Linked DNA regions of Mus musculus: region 2 is linked to region 1. A link is a contact called in ENCODE Hi-C or POLR2A ChIA-PET data. All regions are on one chromosome and are shown on one strand. The core of a region is the stretch at or near the end of the contact, and the rest is flanking DNA. Distances in the headings are between cores, read along the strand shown. Region 1 holds the start of Sfr1 (SWI5 dependent recombination repair 1). Region 2 holds the start of Stn1 (STN1, CST complex subunit).

What was found. Hi-C counts contacts between places; a loop is a spot of excess contacts on that map. ChIA-PET counts read pairs that join two places held with the same protein, here RNA polymerase II (POLR2A).
Region 2: a map of heart shows a loop between it and region 1 (11-fold over the local background). The contact joins the promoter of Stn1 here to the promoter of Sfr1 in region 1. A Hi-C loop is called at or near these places in 7 of 37 maps with a recorded cell type or tissue (Patski, heart, left cerebral cortex and 1 more). POLR2A ChIA-PET finds 5 or more read pairs at or near these places in 2 of 5 experiments (Patski and embryonic stem cell).

Annotation. Positions count from the first base shown.
Region 1 is chr19:47,729,951-47,737,391 of GRCm38, reverse strand. Sfr1 (SWI5 dependent recombination repair 1) reads right to left here and starts at 5,636. Exons shown (of 4, transcript NM_026377.2): 1 at 5,571-5,636; 2 at 4,404-4,762; 3 at 3,481-3,873; 4 at 1,804-2,568. The coding sequence starts at 5,583. The coding sequence ends at 2,374. Cfap43 (cilia and flagella associated protein 43) reads left to right here. Exons shown (of 38, transcript NM_027559.2): 38 at 1-535.
Region 2 is chr19:47,532,831-47,539,815 of GRCm38, reverse strand. Stn1 (STN1, CST complex subunit) reads left to right here and starts at 2,697. Exons shown (of 10, transcript NM_175360.3): 1 at 2,697-3,002; 2 at 3,445-3,620. The coding sequence starts at 3,467.

The sequences.
Region 1 (7,441 bases), core at 4,387-6,886:
AAACCTTTATTCTACTTGTGTAGAACATTCTAATTCTGTAAGACAACTCCCTGGCAAACATAATCCCACCCACCCTCCCAGAGCTGTGGTTTGCTGATTCCAAGAGGCATCTTCAAGATCACTTATCATTGTCTCCACGTGATAGCAATGTCCCAATTTTCTGCAACTTATAATCTAAATTTAGGTTTAATGTACATCACCATATATAATATATACTTGAATGGGTAAAAGTAATCAAAACAAATCTTTCACTTGGAAGCATACTCCTGCAATTTCACAATCATTAGAACTGGCTGCCATTCTGGGTTACATGAGACTACCTCAAAAAAATAAAAATTTCCACTTAAGTTTGTTTCGCCTATTCTGGTGTATTAGTTTTTATCTTATTTTACTTTACTCTTATCCCTAGAAGCCTGTTTTAGTTTTTTAATGAGACAGAAAGAGGGTGGATCTGGATGAGAGGGGAAGGAAGAACTAGGAGTAGAGGGAAGGGAAACTAATCAGAATGTAAGAGAAAAAAAAAGCTATTTCCAATACAAGGAAAAAATGAATACTTCAACTATCACAGATGTAAAAATAGTAGGAAAAAATTCCATTTAGAAGAAACTGACTTTCCATTAATGCTCAGCACTTCGTGTGTCAACAGCAGGACCAACATCTCTTTGCCAACTCTTCCTTCTTCACAACTAGAAGGATTCTAAGGTAGGTAGTTTAGATGACTTAGCAGAGAAGCCATTGGTAACACTTCTTGTATGATTTCTAACACTTTCTTGTATGATGTGACTTTTGAGAAGCAGAGAGATGGGGTCAAGAGGTAAGGTACAGGCACTTTATACTTAGCATGGGGTTGCCAGGTCTGTGACAACTGCAGAGTCAACCATGGATATACTAGATTTGGTTTTGCTAGTATTAGGTCATTTAAACGAGTTGCCTGAATGAAAAAGACAATGTCCTAAATTTAACAGACTAATTCTGGTCTTAATGGACAATCATCCTGTGCTATTTATGGCTTATCACTAACCTTAAGAGTGCTCCTTCCTCAGCTGCCTCAGCTTTGACGCATGGATAAGCTGAGCTTGGAGGATAACTTTCCAAAAACCCCTTCCAGTTTAGTGGTCTGACAGATGCTTTGCAAGGGCTCTAACCCACCCATCGACACTGTTCATGATACCAACACCTCTTAGCTTCTGCTCAACAGCAGTTATGTTCATAAGTTTTTATAGTTCATTACTAACTAGTGATATAGTCAATTAGGTCAAGCATAACATGGCCTTATGTAGAGGAAGGACAGATTCACAAATACAGATGGCAAGAGGGAATTTATACATGTATATGGTAGGTGGGTGTGTACGGGTTTGAATCCCTGTTTTATCAAACAGCAAGGGTTTTCAGATCAGAAGGGAAGGAGTGTGCTCAAATAAAAACGAACTTCTGGGGAGAGGCTCTAGAATACTGGCCATTTAGAAACGAATACTTTTGCTAGATCCCAAGGCAGAAATCATGAAGGCTTCAGGAATGATTAGCAGATAGAAGAAGGAGGCCACAAGGCTCTCCCTGCTATTCTTAAAAATGTTAGCCCTGTGTCTTCCAAGTTCATACAGTAGCTACAGCAACAGCAACACTCTTTCCCCATGGGCTCATTCTAAATTCTCAGCTACTGGGCCAGCTTAAGCCACATTTTTACATATGGCTCTGAACTCAACAGACCGTTCCAATTTACATCACAGATAAAGCTACAAAGGGAATTATGAAGACCGTTCATGCCAAGAACACCTTCATGTAGGAAATAAGGATATGAAGCATCCCAAGAAACAGATGTTCATTTTAGTACATGAGGAAAATGAAAACAAATTGGAGAAAACTGTAGACATTTAAGTTTAATTAGTTGCTAGATTAGCAAACAGATATGTTAAGCAGATGAGCATAGGTCCATAAACTTAGGAAGGGCAGGCTACATTTATGCCACTTGAGATTTAGACATTCAACATACTACTTTCTAATACTGAATATAAACTTTTTGCCCCCCAAATCAATGAATTAACCCTGGTTTCTAGAACTATCCAAACTTCCTTTTAAACACAATTTTAATTTTTTTATACTTAAATATTTTCTTTAGCAAACATATCCAAAATACTAAGCTTCGTCTTATAATTTTGTCAGAATATCCCAAACTGTTCAACATTCCTCCCTCTAAGCCACAACAGCTTAGATCTTTTTTTTCCCCTTTAAAACATTTCTCTTTGCATTGCCATTCTCAAAGACAATCTGTAAATGGGCCAAGTGTATAGCTCAGGAACAGAGCACATGTTTTGAGGCCCTAGGTATGATCACATCACCCAAAGAAGAGAGGGAGAAAATAGCCTGGAAAATGTATCACACCCCTGTAAACTCTTCTTCACTTCGATTGTAGTGCAGCAAGTTGTCATCTATCCCGTAGAAGTCGATCAGCTCGGTGAGCGTCAGCTTCTCGTCCTCGTCCTCCGACATGATAGACTGCAGCTCACACAGCAGCCGCTGACCACACTTCCTCCACTTCTTTATTAGATTCTCTAACTCAGTCACGTCGTTCTGAAACAGAAAAAGTCAGTCAGTCATCAGATGTGGGGCTCAACTCACATCATCAAGGTAGCTAAATTAATTAACTAGTTCCTGTCTAACTTTAAAGGCCAGTAACAGGTATAAAGGGCAGTACAAGCTCTGGACAAACCTTAACCTTAGAAAAGTGTTATTAAATTCACATGTTAGATGTAAGAACAAGCTGAGGCTCTCAGTACACCTTTTATATAACTATACTTTTTAAGATACGACGTTGTGTTGTGCCTTTCTAATGTCTCCATGTACCGCAAACTTCTTAAAGGTAAAAATATTCAAGTTTAAAGTATTTTCAACATTTTATTCAGTTACATTTAGAAAAGTCCTAAAAATTCAAAATCACATATAAGACATGCTATTCTGTCACTTACTCCAGTTTTGGGATAAAATGAGGTGTTACCTGGGTAAGAACTACAAAGATAATAAATGTCTCCTTCTAGACATCCATGTTCTATTTTACTCAACGTGTGTAAGCTGAAACCTAAAATCTGTTTTCCCAAATAAAATGCCTGACATTTATGCAGGATCGTTACTGAAAGTACAGCACCTTGCATTCTGTGGTCCACTTTTAGTTCTAACACCATCGTGCTCTGTCCCCCTGCATCTTCATGGAACACCTCTCACTTCTCATCTTGCTACTGGCTAGAAATTAAGGCCAAAACGCTCCACCTGTGCATTAAACAAAACCCTAAGCTTTTAAGTTTTACCTCGTGTTGAAGGGGTTCCTCAGCCTCACTCTGAACCAACTACTTCTATTTCAGTCAAAGCTCTTGTAACCCGGGTTTCTGGTTATCTGGCTGATTGTTTATCAAACTAAAATGTATCTCCAATTTAGAAACTACCGCAGTTTATGTAAAAATGATGTAACGGTTCTAAGATTCTTCTCACCTTTATTCTATACATCTTGACTAACTTTAACCTCCGAAGAAGGTCTTCCTTCTCTTCAACCTGCCTAATCAATCTTATTTTTTCTTGTTTTAATTTTTCTCTAATGATCGCATTCTCAGACTCCTTTGGGAGGGCATTAGATGACCCAGTATCCGACGACTTAGATTCACACGTGTTTTTCTCCTCTGAGCTCTTTTCTCCAGGCTCACTGTCTTTGTTTTTCAAGCTTTCTTGGGCCTTTGAACAATTTTCTTCCTTTGAAGATTCTCCTGGTTCTGAAAGGGTCTCATTATTTTCGTCATTCTCTACCTTCATACGCTTCACCACACTACAAAATGAATGAGATGAAGATCTTGCTTTCTTTAACCTTTCTTTAGGTGTTCCACTCAGAGGCTGAAAAAGACACAAACATCAAAAATGTTAAGGATACATTCTTGTAGTAAGTCAATCTATTAAAAATAAAGGCTATATGCTTCTACGATAGGTACAATGGATGGCTTTCTGTTTCCACAAATCTCATGCGAGCATCACCAATGTCTCTAATATCCAGAGGCTACCTATAGTCTTACTTTAGCAAGGTTAACTAAAATAGGACTGAGACACTTCGCCTGCCACTGGCAGCTAGTATTTGCCTGATAATACTAGAAATGCTTCAGAACTATAAACTAAGGAGAAGACCTGCTACCAAAGACTTCCCCCTAAGAAATACTGTACAGATTCAAGTTTCCTTGGTTTGGAGCATCGCAGTAACCTCATAAGAAATTAAACAAAATGAACCGATTCAAGAAGAAAATCTTGGCAGTTAGAAAGGTATGAGCTACATATTAATTCACACTCCAGTAGCCTTAAAACTGGCACTATCAGAATACTCTGGAACAGAACAGATGGGGGTGGGGGATAGAGGACAACACAGATATCCATACTTGTTTTCCTGAACTATTCGAATGGGGTGATGGTGGATTCTCCCTGGGCTGAGGAGCGGCAGGTGAAGTCGGGGGTGATGGTGGATTCTCCCTGGGCTGAGGAGCGGCAGGTGAAGTCGGTGGTGATGGTGGATTCTCCCTGGGCTGAGGAGCGGCAGGTGAAGTCGGTGGTGATGGTGGATTCTCCCTGGTCTGAGGAACGGCAGGTGAAGTCGGTGGTGATGGTGGATTCTCACTGGTCTGAGGAGCGGCAGGTGAAGTCGGTGGTGATGGTGGATTCTCACTGGGCTGAGGAGCATCAGGTGAAGTCGATGCTGAATCTGATGAGTTTTCCATCTTGGAAGTGAACTCCTGATTTCCTTATCAAAAAGAAAAGACGCGAATGATAATCAAATTATCTCAAAACAGACCTCAATTTTTCTGAACAAAATTTTCTTCAGTGAACTAAACACCAAAAATAGTCAGCCATTTCTTCCAATTACATGTAGCTATAATTTATTCTAATTCTTCTCATATTTTCCATTTACCTCTCCACATGGGGAAGTAACCAAGTCCTGTTTCTTTCACGACAAATAAACCAGCTAGTATCTCACTGTCTTTCTTTTTTTCCCTTCAAAACACCCCCAAAAATTTGCGTTTCAGGAAGGGGAACTATAACTAGTCAAGAACTTTAATTTTTGTTATAATTTCGTAAATAAAAGCAATACAGCCTGAATCTTGACTCTTAAAAGCTTTGCGCCTAGAACCAAGAACGAGTCCCGAGGTGTCAGAAAGCAGCATCTGCCCCTTTGGGTTTACTATGGTCAAAGACTCCGCCCTCCTCCCCAGCCCCGTCCATCTTCTCCACAAAGCCCCGCCCACTCTCCCTCCCCCTTTCCCCTCCCTCCTCACCACAGAAAGCCCTCCCCCCGTCCCCGCACCCCACTCAGCTCCCCCTTTCCCCACCCCGTCCCCCCACCACAGAAAGCGCGCTCCCCCCAGCTCCCTTCTCTTCAGCAACCCCGTAGCCCTCCTCCTCCACTCCTCCGCCTCCCTCGCCACAGAAAGCCCTCTATCCCACAGAGCAGGAGGCCGAGCTCCCGCGACGCCGGAGAGAGCTTCTCCGTCAGATACCCAGACACCCGCAGGCCTGCCGCTCAGGCCAACCCCAGGGAGAAAGCTCAGTACCTTCCTCAGCCATGCTCACAGCGGCGACACACCGTACACACAGCCAGCGGAGCGCCCGCAGCCCACTGACCTCGCCCCGGGGGCGGAGCCTCACCGGAGAAGAGACGTACGATTGGCTAGCTTGGCCGGAGCAGGCGGATGTGCTCCGTACAGCTCCGACTGCGCGTGCGCGGCGGGCCGCGGGCCTGGGCCACGGGGCGGAGCGGGGCCTGGCGGGAGGCGGGCGCGGCTCGTGATTGGCAGGGCTGGCCGGCGCGCTCCAGGGCTCGGCTACGCGCGCGCGGCCGCCAGCCGTGGGGTGGCGTCCATGGAAAAAACGATGTTAGGCCCTTGGAGGGGCCTGAGGGGGGCGCGCTTCCGCTCGCCACTGCCTTTGGGAGTTGCGGTGCCAGCTGCCTTCCCGAGCAGCTTCCCTGGTGGGGTTGGGGGCGGGGTGGGTATCGTCAGGGTGGCGCGCCCGAGAGCACCGCCCTCTGGCAGCGCTCGCCCCCTGGCAGGCTCGGCTTTCCCCACCGCAAAGGCTTTTCCTCAGACGTGGCAGGGCCGGAAACCGCGGGGCCCGCTCGGCTCCCTGCTGGCTCGGAGTCTATGTGGGTGTCTCTGCATAAACAGTAGAGGGCATCCCCAGCCTGCCTTGCGGACTCGCCCCCTTATTTTGGTCTGTGCCCACCTCTGCTTGGCTTCACATGTTTTGGTCAAATCTGAGAAAAAAATAACCTAAGGAAGTGTATTATGGCGCAGAACAGGAAGCGGGGCGCGGTCGATCCGACAGGTTCGGACTAGAATTCAGATATTTGAGAACTAAACCCCTTGCTTGATCCTGCCCCCCCCCCCCCGAGGCCCCTTGCTAGACCCTGGCTCGACTCCTGGGGGTGCCCCTTGCTAGACTCTGGGGGGCCCCCGGGAGGCCCCTTGCTAGACCCTGGCTCGACTCCCGGGATGCCCCCTTGCTAGGCTCTGGGGGCCCCCAGGAGGCCCCTTGCTAGACTCTGGGAGGCTGCACGGCCTTCTAGTGTTCAGGATGTTCTGTTGCTATGCAACAGCAAAATGAACTAGCTTGGGTGGAGCCGTGGGTGTAGAGAAGTTGAGCTAACTTGTGAGTCACTGGGAAGTTTGTAATAAGGGACAGCTCTCTTTCCGAATATCTGCTAATAGTGGCTTTAAAGTAACCCGAAAGAACTGATTAGACTCCTAGGCGGTCAGTTAATAAATACAGAACCTAAAGGAACTTAATGAGGTGATTAGATCTGCAGATGTTGCAATTGCCTAGATTAGAGTCCTGGCACCACGGTTTCTTCTTTGGTTTGTTTTTGTTTTGTGCAATGGAGTGTAGTGTGGCCGTGGACCTCAGTTCGATGGCTTGGTAAATGAGAACAATATTCACCTCCTAGAGACAGGGAAATTCAATGATAATGTATGAGAGGCAGCTAGAATCATGCAAAACACCAAAGGAACATTTAGTCAAGCATATTCGTCATTCCCTAATTGACTTAAAGCAATGTCTCACAAGCTTTTATCCCTTACCTTTCCCAAAAGCACGGATTTTTAAAAGAGTGCTATGATAGCTAAAAGTCCACACAACTTAAGCCATAAATACCAGAAAACGTCAAGCCTTCACATGTGACCATTAATAAATTAATGTTCCACTCCTAAATGTTTAAGAAACAGCAAGAACAGAATTCATTACTTGGGGACAGGAGGTTGTTTTGTTTGATGGTTTTTTAAGACAGGGTTCCTCTGTAACTCCCCTGGTTGTTCTGGACCTTGCTTTGTAGCCCAGACTGGTCTGGAATTCACAGAAATCCTCCTGCCTCTGTCTCCCGAGTGCTGAGATTAAGGGGAAGGCAGTAGAATGCATGATTTTTATGGTA
Region 2 (6,985 bases), core at 1,448-3,947, 190 kb after region 1:
CATCGATAAAGGAAAGGTCAGCTCCTCCTTTTTGTTGTTGTTGTTTGTTTGTTTGATTGTTTGTTTTTTCGAGACAGGGTTTCTCCGTATAGCCCTGGCTGTCTTGGAACTCACTCTGTAGACCAGGCTGGCCTCGAACTCAGAAATCCGCCTGCCTCTACCTCCAGAGTGCTGGGATTAAAGGCGTGCACCACCACGCCCGGCTTTTTTTTTTTTTTAAACCCAGTTTGAATTCCACATCCTCGGTGAATCCAAACAATAGTTCATCTGTACTGTGCTTGCTTTGTTCTGGCTGTTACTATACCTCATTATTTCATTTACTGGTAGCTGTGACTATACTGCATTATCTCATTTAATGAGCCCCCTCCATTAATCTCCCATGACTCATAGAGAAACATTCTACCATTGAGCTACACCCTAGCCCTTGCTTTATCGTTTAATTGATCACATGCATCATTCTTTCACCCCAGTGACATCTTAGTTTACACAAACACACACACACACACACACACACACACACACACACACACACACACACACACGCAGGGCTCAGAGGATACTAGGGAAATGAAGATGCCCTCTGGGCAAGTTGTCATTATTATATCAAAGCTTGACATTACACAGCTTGACATTAGCTAAAACAGTGAAAACAGATTATGTTCAGTAACCATCCACAAGAAGAAAAAGTGGGGTTCAATCAGTGAGAATTTTTAAAAGAAAAAAATGAGGGAGTAGAGACCGTGGAATGGAGTCAGGGCTTGAGCAGTCAGTGAAGTGAGAATTGGAGGAAGTGTGAAGGGAGTTTTAACCGCAGTGAAACTAATCTAAGTGTGTTAACTGTTCCCTATGGTATTCAGGCTCCGCCCCTCCTCCAGAGGCTGGGGGATGGCTCCCTGTGGTTGGGTGTTTGCTATAGCAAACAATTCTTCTGTAGGCTGGAGTTCTCTGGGGGCACTTCACGGGGAACTAGGTCCAGGAATGTGCCGAGCGGCTGTTATAAATTCTGTCAGCACTTGCTCAGATCTTTATAGACCAAGGTTGCCTAGTTGAGGGTCGAAGAGCCTGACTAAGGTCTGATCAGGAGGGAAATCTTGAACAATTCTAAACTTCAAAAAGAAAAATCATGGGCAGGTAGAGAAAACCCTGTTATCTTTGTAAAGATGGAGATCACAAAGCATACTCGTTTGCCTATTTAAGACATACAGTTCAAACTCGCTGTTTTCCGAAGAATTTGCTGGAACCTTAGCTTTCTGGAAAGAATGATACTATCTGTCAAAAAAAAAAAAAGTCTATAAAATTTGTTATTTGGCACCAAGTTGCCAAAAGAAAGGGCTCCTAGCATTGACTTTTAAAATATCGATCGGCCTTGAATGTTGTAGGGTGTTGTGCTGGTCCTGCGGGGTTGAAGATTTCAGGATCGTCCAGGAAGGCTTGGAGTCTGGGAGTTCTACAGGAGGGAGGCTGAGATCTTTACAAAGCTCCATGCAAACCCCTCAATCTGGAATTCTACAGCTCACCCTCAGCTTCGTTACCATCTACTCCTCAGGTCTGGGGCTCAGATCAAGAGGCACACTCCCCTCTAAAGAGTCCTCCATCACTGTAAAAGATGACATCAGGGGAGTCTGCTTCTATTTATACCACAAGGCGTGGCCCTCCCCCAGGTTGGCAGTAAACCCAGAGTCCAGCGCTCTAGCCCTGAGAGCTCTGAGCGTCATTTCTGAAAATACCTCAACTTCTGAGGACAGCGGAGACTGGTCCCTGGACTCCACCCTGGCGCAGAGGTGTGCAGTCCTGAGAATGTCACCCAACCTGTCTTTCTCTACCTGACAGGTGAATTGGAAGCATCCATCCTACTATGTTTCCTTGGGAGAGAACCTCTTCTAGTAGAGAGGGATTGGGTTTACACAGATCTTAAACTCCACGGGCCCAGCCATTCTGTGCCACAGAGTCTGGGAGACACTGTCCGCTCCTTCTGTGGCCAGGGCAGTAACTGAAAGCCATGGTTCTAATGACACCCAGTTTCCATCCCAGCCCTTCTCTGATAGTTTAGCAATGATCTCTTTGGCCTCCTGCCTCTTTTGCCGCTGGAGTGAGTGACCTGCCCTCTCCTAGGCGTGTGAGTCCCTGTGAGTAGGGAAAAACGTCTTTATTTATATGGGTGGAGACAGTGGAGACAGGGCTCCAAGGAGGTGGCCATGGTTTATACAAGAATTGTCAGTCTCTCAAGAGTTAAAGGCACAACATCCTGGAGGAAACCTCATAGGGGTGGTTTCCGTTAGAGACAAGACCTCTCATTCTCTCGGGGCCTCAGGTTTAGAGCAGAACATCTGCAAGCGAGACTGTAGCATCCCTACGATGTCAGGGGATCATTACCAGCTGTGAAGAAACAGTAAAATACCCCATTGCCTAATTTCGTTGTTTGTTGCTTTAATCAGTCAAGACAACCCCCTGCCCTACTTTTAAAAAAGAAAATTTAAGTTTGATCCCGTCCCAATTTCCTGGAACCGTCTGAGGGAATCGGAGTGACAAATGTGACATGGAAGGCGGGATTTGAGCAGCAGGAATTCCCGGGCTGGCTCGGGAATCTCCGAGATTAGGAGAGCCCCCAAGAGCCTGCGCAGGGTGTATGTAGACCGGGAAGGCGGCGTGGGCGGAACCGATACGTGGGGTGGGCGTGGCCTTGAGGAGGACGTCGGGGGCGTGGCCTCAGCGGGAGTGGCTGGCGGTAGCTAGGCGCGGGTGGCGGGAAGGAAATACGCCGGCGGGAGTGTGCTCGCTTCCTTCTCGCAACCGGAACTGGTTCGGCAATCTTGGCTGGCTGCTCCTGCTTCGGGAGAAGTTGTAAACTGCTCTGATTTCTGCCTCTTTTTCCTTTCCTCCGCTCTTCCCAGAGGTGAAAGGTCGAAGCTTGGATAGACACACCTTCAGGGCCCCCAAAGTCCACGGCCACAGGGACTCTCTCCATTACTCTCCGGATTCACTCGTTAAAACTCCTTTTTGGGGTACGCCTGTGTGTATGGTTATCCTCAAAGTGGAGAATTAGTATTTAGGGGATGTAGCTCAGTTGTTGGAGAGCACTTGCCTAGCCTGCACGAAACCTTGCATGAAGCCCTGCGTTCCATCCCCAGCACTGTATAAACCAGGTCTGATGGGACATGCCAGTAATCCCAGTACTGGAGGATCACTAGTTCAAAGCCATCCTCCACTACATAGCTAGATTAAGATCAGCCGGGGCTATCTGAGACCTCGTCTGAAAAGAAAATTTGGTGTTTAACTGATTCTCAGTTGGTATTTCGTCCGAAGGAGCCTCATACAAGGACTTTGCCATCTGCTAGGCATGAAGTTTGACAGGGTCCTGAACCCCTGTGTTACCCTCCTAAGACTTCTGGATGACCGTTACCCACACTAAACACCCTAAAACCTTATTTTTGTTTTCTTTTGTAGAGTCTTGGCTCTGGGTTAGCAGATGCCACAGCCCTGCCTCTTGATGGAGTGTGAATCCAGTCCAAGGGAAGAGGAGATCCCGCCCCTCTTTTGGGGTCTGGATCCTGTGTTTCTAGCCTTTGCAAAACTCTACATCAAGGATATCCTGGAGATGAAGGAGTCCCAACAAGTGCCAGGTATGTGGCCTGTCAGCTTAACGGACGCCCTGTGCTGCACCCTGACCCTCAAAGATACAGAAAGCCGGAGGCTTAGGGCATCTAAAGAGCCCTGTCTGAAAGTTATCTAGCCTCAACCTTGGAAAGAGTTTATTACTGTGATTTTTGTGCAAATTAAAGACAACCTAAGAATTTGAAGTTGATCAAACTTTGAGCTTTGCATTGAGCTCTTTCTCCCAACCTGTACATAACCAGATTCCAACGCTCGGATGATGGAAATAGAGACGATGAAGGGTTCAAAGCCAGCCTGGGCTACATAAGAGCTTTTCTCAATAAAATACATAACTAAAACCACATGTGCTTAAGGTATTCCATACTTTAAAATACCTAGGCTCCTTTTGGGAGCCTGTTTTTGAGTGGACTAGATAGGCAGGCTCCCAAAGTCTTAATGTGGGACTTACCTTTCTGGTTATGTGACTCACTTTCTGCAAAGTGTCCGTGTCCTCTCAGTAAACATGTGGGGGTTGGTTTTAGTTTGAGTTAATCTCGAAGTAATAGAAACTCCTGGGAGGAAGGACGTCACCTAGCTTATTTGTGAGTTATGACAGCATCTGCTTGCAGTAGGTGGGCCCTTGAGAAACTCCAGTGGAAACTGTAAAGCGTTGTTTAGCACATGTGCGTATACTAGTACATGCTCATGGGAGTCTCATGTTTGCACCTTTAGGTGTCTTACTCGATTTTTCACTTTTTTTTTAAGATTTATTTATTTATTTTATGTATATGAGTACCCTGTAGCTGTTCAGATGGTTGTGAGCCACCATGTGGTTGCTGGGATTAGAACTCAGGACCTTTGGATGAGCAGTCGGTGCTCTTAACCGCTGAGCCATCTCTCCAGCCCGATTTTTCACTTTCTAAATTTTGTTTTTTACATATTTTTTATTTTGTGTGTCTGGATGTTTTGTCGTGTACTATGTCTGTGGAGGGGTCCTCAGAGGGAAAAAGAGGGGTTCCCCAGAACTGGGATTACAGATGGTTTTAAGCTACCAAATGGGTTCTGGGAATTGAACCCTGGTCCTCTGGAAGAGCAGCCAGTGCTCTTAACCATTGAGCCATTTCTCCAGCCCTTCACCTTATGGGGCAGGCGAGGAGGGGCATGCAAGTTGAGATAAAGTTTCTCTGTGTAACCCTGGCTGTCCTAAAACTCATTGTAGACCATGCTGGCCTCGAACACTTGCCTCTGCCTCCCCAAGTGCTGGGATTAAAGGTGCACCTCACTAGGCTGACTGGCCAATGAGCTTGAAAGATCTTTTCATGTCTGCTTGATCCCATACAGGGTTACAAGTATATGCAGACAAGCTGGGCTTTTCTGTGAGGGCCGGTGGTCAGAATTTAGGCCACTCTGCGAGTGCCACAGGTGTTTTACTAACTGAACCATCTCCTCAGCCACAATTTTAAAAATTAAAGTATTGGTTACTAGAGATATGATTATTATACCTGAAAGTTTAACAAATATATAGATTGGAATAATTTAGGTGGCTGTGGGTAGTCCTCTGGGAGTTTACTGTGTTTTGTGAGAACTTTGGTTAAACCCCTTGCAATTTTGTGAAGTTTCCATTCAGGGACCTTCTGAACAACGAGCTTTGAGTCAAAAAAAAAAAAAAAAAAAAAAAGTCAGGCTATCAAATATTCCCAGTTTGAATGAAAAGAGGTTTATGTGGTCCATTTTATGTGCTTGGATGACCTTCTAAAGCCGTTTGTACAGAAGTCTTTTCCTACACCTTTGCTCCCTACCAACTGTTGAACTTAGTCTGTGGATTTTTTTTTCCTTTCACTTGGAAGGCAGCCAGCCTCCTCCAGAATTTTCCAGAATTATCTGGTGTTCTTTATAGCTCATCTCCTTGGGAGGAAATTAATTCACACCAAATGCCAGTCTTTCTTCAAAGATCTGTGAGTAAGGAAGCAAGCAAGTCCCAGGGGCATCCCTGTGGGCAAAAGGATGTGATGATGTGTTAAAAGCAGTGAGACCCAGCCCTGTGGTCCTTTCCCTCTCTGGGGAGACTGTCTCAGATGTTCATTTGTAAGAGGAAATCTCATGGATGAAGCTAACATCTTATTCTTATGCTGTTGAATTCCAAGAGCATAGGAAACCCCATTACTCTAGGTTTTTTTTTTTTGCTTGGGCTTCTGTCTTAGGTCACCATAAAGAGAATTCTTGTGAGCCAGATGTGGATTACACAGCTGTAATCCCAGCGCTCAGGAGGTGGAAGCAGATCAGGACTTCAGGGTCTTCCATTCTCAGCCACATCCAAGGCCAGCCTGGTCTACGTGACACTGAGGCTCTAAAAACAAGACAAGAGAGATGTGGTGATGTTTGCCTGTAATCCCAGGGTTTGACAGGCTGCAGAAGCCAGGAGATCTCTGTCAGATCAAGGCCAGAAAACAACAAAACAAAAACCAACCAAACAAACAAAACCAAACAAGATACTTATGACTCCATAAAACTTAGAAATTTTTAATGCCAGAGTATCTGAAACAACCAACCAAACAAATAAACAAAAATAGAGGTTAACAACTACAGAAGACAAAAAACGGTGCCCTGTAATGAATGTGCTTGCCTTTTGAACTTGGCCCTGGGCAATAGTCTCTCAATCTTTGGAATTTCCTGAGAAAAGGAGTGTCTTTGTACTGGAGGTGGGGACCACACCTTAGTTTATCGTAATGGAGCATGTTATCAGAATGGACCTATCTATACCCAATTAATTGAGGGTTGGGAATCAAAGAGAGACCCTATCCACCTGATCTTAGAGGGTGAGGCCATATGACCAGTGAATCCATCATACCTACACCATGAAACCCATGAAAAGCCCCGATGCTGAGCCTTGCATGAGCTGACCTGGTTAGTTAAGTGTACTGTGTCAGAGGGTGATGTGTCCCCGAGTCTCACCTTGGAGCCCTCCACACCTTCCTCTGCACTTTATGTAGCCTACTGATTTGTCCCCTTTCTTATAAATTGTAATCATTATATATGACCCCTTCCTGCGTTCTGGCTAAGCATCAAAGCTGCAGGAGTCACATAAACAGCAGTGTAACGGGCCAGGCAGAGGGTCCCAGCAAGGCTGGAGTCTGGAAGCTGAAAAGGGGCCATCTTAGTGGAGAGTCAGCCCTAAACCTGTGAAATTTTGCCTGACTGGGTACTGCTTGGCTTGCCTTGTAAAACACCATCTCCATACACCTGACCTTTGGGTTTCACCGGTAGAAATGTGAAGTATGTAGTATTTAGTTGTGTGGTTTATTGTTTTGCTTGTTCACTGTCTTATGCCTTTAAAGCTTTGCAGGATACCTTCCCTGAAGATAGGATTTCTCTAGGTAGCCCTAGCTGACCACCA